Regions from separate parts of the Homo sapiens genome. Here regions 2 and 3 are each linked to region 1. A link is a loop called in an ENCODE intact Hi-C map of the cell type or tissue named here. Cell type or tissue: A673. All regions are shown on one strand. Region 1 overlaps EFCAB5 (EF-hand calcium binding domain 5). Region 2 overlaps SSH2 (slingshot protein phosphatase 2). Region 3 overlaps EFCAB5 (EF-hand calcium binding domain 5).

Region 1 (2,500 bases):
CTTGGCAGAGACCCAGGTTCTACACAGAAAAGTGATTCTGGTTATACTTGCAATAGGGGACAGCTCTTCTTGCCTCTGGGTCTAAGAACATTTCCAAACAGGCAACATCTGTCTAAAATTCCTGGGAGGGAGACATGCAGCAGTTATGGGGCATCCTGAACGACCAGGTGAGGCTGGCAGCAGAGGTCCCAAGTGGAGTGGGGAGAATAGGTCCTTGAGAGGGTGGTCACGTCATGAATCTCCAGGTAGAAAAGACCAACTACTAGGAGTATCTTAGGCAAAGTGACAGAGAATAGTAGGCTATTGATGTACTACTGCAAACACAGCTGTCTGGGAGTGCTCACTGGAGTCAGAGGGTCCCCCACAGGGAAGTATGTCAGCAGCACTCACCTGCAATGGCACAGTCTTGGGAGGCCAGGCCTGCCCAACAAAGCTACCCAATGTTACTTCACAGATGACTGGCTCAATCTAAAGGCAAGACACAGCTGCCTAGAGTTTCATCAGAATAAAAAAAGTATCTCCTTTTTGTTGTTGTTGTTTTTGAGACAGGATCTCATTCTGTTGCCCAGGCTGGAGTGCAGTGGCATGATCACATTTCACAGCAGCCTCAACCTCCTGGGCTCAAGTGATCTCCCACCTCAGCCTCCTGAGTAGCTGGGATTACAGGCGTGCACCACCACACCCAGTTATTTTTTTTTTTTTTTTTTTTTTTTTTTGGAGAGACAAGATTTTGCCATGTTGTCCACGCTAGTCTCCAACTTCTGGGCTCAAGCAATCTGCCCACGTTGGCCTCCCAAAGTGTCGGGATTACAGGTGTGAGTCACTGTGCCTGGCCAAAAATACCCTTTTCTTTCTTTTTAAAAAAATTATTATTATACTGTAAGTTTTAGGGCACATGTGCACAACATGCAGGTTTGTTACATAGGTATACATGTGCCATGTTTGTTTGCTGCACCCATCAACTCGTCATTTACATTAGGAAATACTCTTTTCCTGAACTAGGATGAAGTGGGGGTGAGAGTTGGCAGCGGAAGCCCTAAGAAAGTATGGACACATTACCAGTCCTAATTCTGCCCTTTTGGTAAAATAATAGTTTGGAAGGCGTGGTGGGTTAGGAGCTATGCTATATAGTCCAGCAGTCTCTGCCTGTCACAGGCTGAACCTACAGGTATTATTGGTGACATTTCATTCTGGGTAGATTCGTGGAGTAGGGCCCTTACTTAAAGCTGCTAGGCCAGGTAAACTTCCAGCAGCAGATTGCCCTGCCTGAAGACTCCTCTCCTTCTGGCACAAACAGAAAGGCACCCCGAAGAATTCCTCTCCCTTCCCCTAAGCTGGAAGCTTAGAATTTCCTGATATAACTGCATCTGAAGGAGAGAGGGTTGGTATCTGGGTGACCTACGAACTTTCTTGATTGCTGCGGAGACTGTGGTTAACACTAAAGGCTTGGCGGTGGTGATTGGGGAGCCTATGGGCTATTTTCTGGCTGAGTCGGGCTCCGTTAACTGCAATTAATATTTCTTCCACCAGAGGGCACTATTGGAAAGCAGAAAGTGGTGGGTAGCGTTGGTGGTCAAGGCTTCTCAGGAATAAGCTAGGATAGTTCCCCGTTAATCCAGAAACTCTTCTGCGTTGGTCTAGAGCCTCCACAGATAGTAGGAGAGCGGGAAGAGGAGGAAAGGGATAGATTTAGTGAGCAATTTCTACAGAGCCATTTTCCCAATTATGATTACTTTTCATAACAAAGAAAAAAACAAACTATAAATGAATTCCTCATCACAGCCTGAGGCCTCTGGTGGGAGAATACAGGTCAGTGGAGGACCTTGGGCCTCTGTTTGTATATTTACTCTCATATGTGGCCTATTCCCTGTGGCCAAACAGCTAATCGTCTTCTCCAACCTGAGAGCCTCGCTGCTCTCCATTCTTGGTGATTCTCCTCCTTGAAAAAGTCTATTATTTTCTTTGGTTATTTATTAAGCTAAAGATAGCCTTTTTGCTTAAAATTTCCATTCTCATTGCAGCCCCATTTGCATTTTTAAAAATAAATAATGCACATGTAGTCAATAAGTGGGAGATAGATGTGCTTTTGAATTCTCAAAATGTGGCATAGACAATGACTTTGGGGAATGATGCAATAGATTACATAGTGTCCCTCCTCTTAGAAGACTTATAACTATTTTCTCCTAAAAACTGAATTTATGACCCACTTGCTTTATCCTAATAAAAATCACAACTGTGTTTTATTGCTGTTGGCATAGATTTAGGCTGTAATTAAGTGGAAATTTACCTCTGATATATTCATCAATAAGCTGTACATTAACTTCCACATGCTTGGCAGTTGGATCAAAGGCACAAATATTGTTGACTAAATATTTGTTAACATACTGTGAACAAACAACAAGAGAAAATTTATGGGATCACCAGGAAGCAGAAATACAGTGCCCAGTTCAACAGCTTACATAATTCCATTTATATAGATTTTAAAATAGGCAAAACCAAT
Region 2 (2,500 bases), 290 kb after region 1:
GGTTCAGGTGATTCTTGTGCCTCAACTTCCTGAGTAGCTGGGACTACAGGCGTGTGCCACCACGCATGGCTAATTTTTTTATTTTTAGTAGAGACGAAGTTTTGCCATGTTGGCCAGGCTGGTCTTGAACTCCTGACCTCAAGTGACCTGCCCGCCTCAGCCTCCCAAAGTCCCAGGATTACAGACATGAGCCACCATTCCCAGCCTGCTCATACATCTTTTTTTGACAAGAGATCAAAGCAGAAAAAGGAGTTTATAGTACTTTACAAAATCTAGCCTTAGCCTCTCAAAAGTTTAATGAAATTCTCAACCTTTTTATTTAGTTGTTATCATTCACCTTGTGTTCTAGTTAATGAGAACTGAAGGCTCCTACCAACCCCCACTCCACCATATAACAGCTCCTCAGCCTGCTGAGGCAAATGCACATATCAGAGTCTTTGTCTAGTGGCCTCACCTTACCTCTGACTTTAAAGGGATAAAGAACTTCCCCAGTTGACCAAAATGAAAAGGAAAATCTAGATTGAAATTATGGTCCAGATAGTATACACATAGTTAGACATCAACTTGGGTGGTGGTTAGGATGTGCCTGAGATGAGTGGGGAAGATTGAGGTAAGATAGTCAGTGATGAGTGCTGTTGTTGGCATTCCAGATATGCCTACCACATATAAGCACATGTGGCTGTCAGCTGAGCCAGACTCCCAAAGTATAACTTTTCTACTGGTCTATTTTGCAATTAAGAAGCACGTTAGGCCGGCTGTGGTGGCTCATGCCTGTAATCCCAGCACTTTGGGAGGCCGAGGCGGGCGGATCACCTGAGGTCAGGAGTTCGAGACCAGCCTGGCCAACATGGCGAAACCCCGTCTCTACTAAAAGTACAAAAATTAGCCAGGCGTGATGGCGGGCGCCTGTAATCCCTGTTACTCAGAAGGCTGAGGCAGGAGAATTGCTTGAACCTGGGAGGCGGAAGTTGCAGTGAGCCGAAATTGCGCCACTGCACTCCAGCCTGGGTGACAAGAGCGAGACTCCGTCTCAAAAACAAAACAAAAAAAGAAGCATTTTATACCACAGAAAGATTTTCTGTGAAAGACTGATCTGCTAGCTAAAGACTCTGTCCAAGTTTGAAGGCACTGAAAATGGTCTTTAAACAAAATAATTTTCTCAGAATTTTCTATGAATGCACTGCTTTCTCCAGTTCAACCACAGTGTAAGCTTCGACTCGTCTGCCCTCTAGTGGAGGCCCATAGTTAAATTAGCAGTGTCACTGGCTTTGGAAAAACTACCTAACTTTTCTCGATTGGCTTTCCAAATTGTAGTGTTTCCTAAAAAAAAAAAAAAAAAAAAAAAGCCATCAAAACAACATATTTATAATTTTCTAAGATGCTAATAAATACCTTCCCTGGCTACCTCATAGGATCAGGTTCAAAGTCCTGTCTCCTGCAGCTTATCTTTGCAGCCTACCTTAAGGAAAGCTCTGGGTTTTAACTCAGCTAGTCAGTTCACTGCCACTCCAAGATGTCAAATGTATTTCTACTGCTCTTCCCTTTTCTTCATCTCTCTTCTGAATTCCTGTGACATGTACTTCCTGTGCCATACATTTATACTGTATATTTTGGAACAACTTTTCAGATAAAACAGGCAGATGAACTCCCCTTCAGGCAGATGAACTCCTTGAGTATGGTACTGTTTCACACTTTTCTGTGTCCCCTATAGACTCCAGCAGCTCTCAGTGAGTATATTGATTATTTGCTGTTCAGAGATATTCAATATCCTCTTTTCCTCTATTGATAGCTGAAAAGGTAATTGTCTAGATTTAAATATAAATAGTAAAATATTAACGTAGTAACAATTCATTTCCCCCTAATGAAAACTGTCTTAGCAGTATACCTACATCTTAAATATTCTAATTTCTTTTTTACTTGGGCCACTAACTGTATTTCCCTACTTTGTAGTTTGAAAGTGATTTTAGAAAGTTTGAGAAAATTATGCTGTTCATTTAGGAGTATTTGTTAAGTAATCGGTGTTGCTTCATTATCCTTCTTTACATGTTCTTCGTCCTTATTTCTAGATAATGTTTCCTTTTGTAACCTTGGTTAGTCCTCTTGTTCTTTATATCCATGAACAATTAGAATGTTTAATGCTACAAGAAACATAACAGATGGATTTTATTTAGCCTCTTCCAGGTGTTATGAGTGCTTCTCATTGTTTAAGTTTCTTGTGGAAGCGTGGTAATCACGTGTAGCAGAGGCCTGGTGCTAAACCCAGATGCCAGGCTAAGCAATTGGTATAGCTGGTAGGACAGACGAATAAGAAAACATATATGGGCAAAAGAGGCATACAGGTAGGATCCCCCAGGTGAAGCTAAGATCACAGTTAAGAGTTTTAAACCAAAGTTTAGAGAACAGAAGAGATGTGGCTATAAGTAGAGGAGGAGATATTCAAAATATTTCACAACTAGTATGGTATAGCCATCAACCAATCAGAAAAGATGGGAGCAAGACC
Region 3 (2,500 bases), 67 kb after region 1:
GTGGACCACCACTGAGCAAGAACAGAATGGGTCCCAAAAAAGAGAATCCAGGCAGAGGCATGGCCCTTATTCCTCCTGGCTAAGGGATACAACAGTTCCTCCGTGTAGCAGAATCAAAAGTCAATATCTGAATCCCATACTTTCTAGTATTTGTAGTTTTGCATATAATTATTCTTAAACCCATTATATGATTCAGGAGTGGACCTCAGACTGCTTGAGGCCCAGGTCTACTGAAGAATGCACCTGGGAAACTGACCTTTGCTTTATATAGTCTCATAGTAAAGAAGAATGTATTGGGTGTTTTCACTTGCCCCTGGTAAGCAGGAAGACGTGGGGCTAGAGTCGCCACAATAATCAGGTGGGCAGTAAGGTCTGGACAGCATGTAAGTATAGCCAAGTAAACTCCTCAAATCGAGTGACCAAGTGCCTCACTTTGCCTGGAACCAAAAACCTGGTTTTAACACAGAAAGTTTCATGTTCCAGAAAACTCCTCAGTCCCAGGCAAGCCAGGATGGCTTGACACCCTATACCTCGATGCATGCCGATGGTATAATCCCTGTGGAGACCTTTGGGAGACTTCTGTTTGGACGTATGCTGTATCATATCCTGCTTTACATAACAAACTGTCTATATCTGTATCCTTTGCCATAAAAGAAACGTCACAGCCTTTAGCTGTGTCTGCAGCATCTTTCTGTCATCATTCCATTGGGACAACCACACCTAATAAAGTATAAAGAGAGTTCATATTCTGTGGTATACATGTGAAGAAGTTCAGAATATGCCACCCCCAAATATGCTACTTTGCCATAAGAATTATTCTGAGCTAAAAGTGCCTAAAAAAAAAAAAAAAAAAAAAAAAAAGACTGGTGTGGCTGGGCATGGTGGCTCACGCCTGTAATGCCAGCACTTTGGGAGTCCGAGGTGGGCAAATCACGAGGTCAGGAGATTGAGACCATCCTGGCTAACACGGTGAAACCCTGTCTCTACTAAAAATACAAAAATTAGCCAGGCCTGGTGGCAAGCGCCTGTAGTCCCAACTACTTGGGAGGCTGAGGCAGGAGAAAGGCATGAACCTGGGAGGCAGAGCTTGCAGTGAGCTGAGATTGCGCCACTGCACTCCAGCCTGGGCGACAGAGCGAGACTCCATCTCAAAAAAAAAAAAAAAAAAAAAAAAAAAAAAAAAAAAAAAAAAAGGTACAAGGAGGTACAAGGAAATCATTCTGACCTCCTTTTGTCTTTTAAAAGCAGAAGATGAAATTTTCTTGTGAAAGATGCCCCCTGCTGGGCATAGCGGTTCACACCTGAAATCCCAGAACTCTGGGAGACTGAAGTAGGAGGATCACTTGAGGTCAGGAGTTTGAGACCAGCCTGGGCAACATAGCAAGATCCCATTTCTACAAAAAAATTAAAACACAAAAGAAATATGCCCTCTCTATACTAGAAGGAAAGCAATATTCTTATCATCAAGGATGGGAAGGTGAAACCAAGAGAATTCTGTATGGACCTTGTTAGAACAATAAAATGAGAGGAACATGTACAACTAAAAAAGTCCTGGAAATAAAAGAGAACTCTCCTACCTAAAAAGTTAATTAAATTTTTAATAACTACATTAATGACGTTTGAATAAAACAAATATACTTTTATAGTGGTTTTCTTTTGCTGGTAAACAAATTAACCAACTAGATAATGAAATGAAAGAGTAGATCCTCTGTCAGATTAAATGATGGGAATTTCAGAAAGGATCTGCCTAACAACACCTGCATACTCTTGGCCTGAACACAAGACAATGCAGCTTGTTTTTCTAATGGAAGTCCACTGAAGTCTAAGGGATAAGACTTCTATGTCTTTTCAAACTTGTATAGGGAACTCGGCACCAGTGTTAAAAGTGATACAAATTGTTAAGTTTTGTCTCTTGGAATGAGTTGTCTTTTGGGGATCAAAGTGTTCTGATTATTTATTTATTTATTTATTTATTTTTTATTATTATTATACTTTAAGTTTTAGGGTACATGTGCACAATGTGCAGGTTAGTTACATATGTATACATGTGCCATGCTGGTGTGCTGCACCCATTAACTCGTCATTTAGCATTAGGTATATCTCCTAATGCTATCCCTCCCCCCTCCGCCCACCCCACAACAATCCCCAGAGTGTGATGTTCCCCTTCCTGTGTCCATGTGTTCTCATTGTTCAGTTCCCATCTATGAGTGAGAACATGTGGTGTTTGGTTTTTTGTCCTTGCGATAGTTTACTGAGAATGATGATTTCCAATTTCATCCATGTCCCTACAAAGGACGTGAACTCATCATTTTTTATGGCTGCATAGTATTCCATGGTGTATATGTGCCACATTTTCTTAATCCAGTCTATCATTGTTGGACATTTGGGTTGGTTCCAAGTCTTTGGTATTGTGAATAGTGCCACAATAAACACACATGTGCATGTGTCTTTATAGCAGCATGATTTATAGTCCTTTGGGTATATACCCAGTAATGGGATG

Evidence for each region. Hi-C counts contacts between places; a loop is a spot of excess contacts. Peaks named below come from ENCODE experiments on the same cell type or tissue, not always from the same donor. Only the 100,000 strongest peaks of a DNase experiment are listed, where the experiment ranks them.
Region 2: a loop joins it to region 1, with 9 times the contacts of the local background. A loop is called at or near these places in 62 of 110 quality-filtered maps.
Region 3: a loop joins it to region 1, with 8 times the contacts of the local background. A loop is called at or near these places in 49 of 110 quality-filtered maps.

The regions. Positions count from the first base shown.
Region 1 is chr17:30,092,724-30,095,223 of GRCh38, reverse strand. EFCAB5 (EF-hand calcium binding domain 5) reads right to left here. Exons shown (of 23, transcript NM_198529.4): 22 at 2,288-2,384. Among named protein-coding and RNA genes, the nearest start is that of NSRP1, 23 kb to the left of the region's middle. In A673, a CTCF peak has its summit at 1,527 (motif pointing right); a DNase peak (open chromatin) is centred at 1,533; H3K27ac peaks cover 1,734 bases.
Region 2 is chr17:29,806,678-29,809,177 of GRCh38, reverse strand. The region is part of intron 2 of SSH2 (slingshot protein phosphatase 2); the gene reads left to right. Among named protein-coding and RNA genes, the nearest start is that of SSH2, 120 kb to the left of the region's middle. In A673, a CTCF peak has its summit at 1,223 (motif pointing left); a DNase peak (open chromatin) is centred at 1,227.
Region 3 is chr17:30,025,655-30,028,154 of GRCh38, reverse strand. All of the region lies in intron 7 of EFCAB5 (EF-hand calcium binding domain 5), which reads right to left. Among named protein-coding and RNA genes, the nearest start is that of EFCAB5, 85 kb to the right of the region's middle. In A673, a CTCF peak has its summit at 1,313 (motif pointing left); a DNase peak (open chromatin) is centred at 1,284.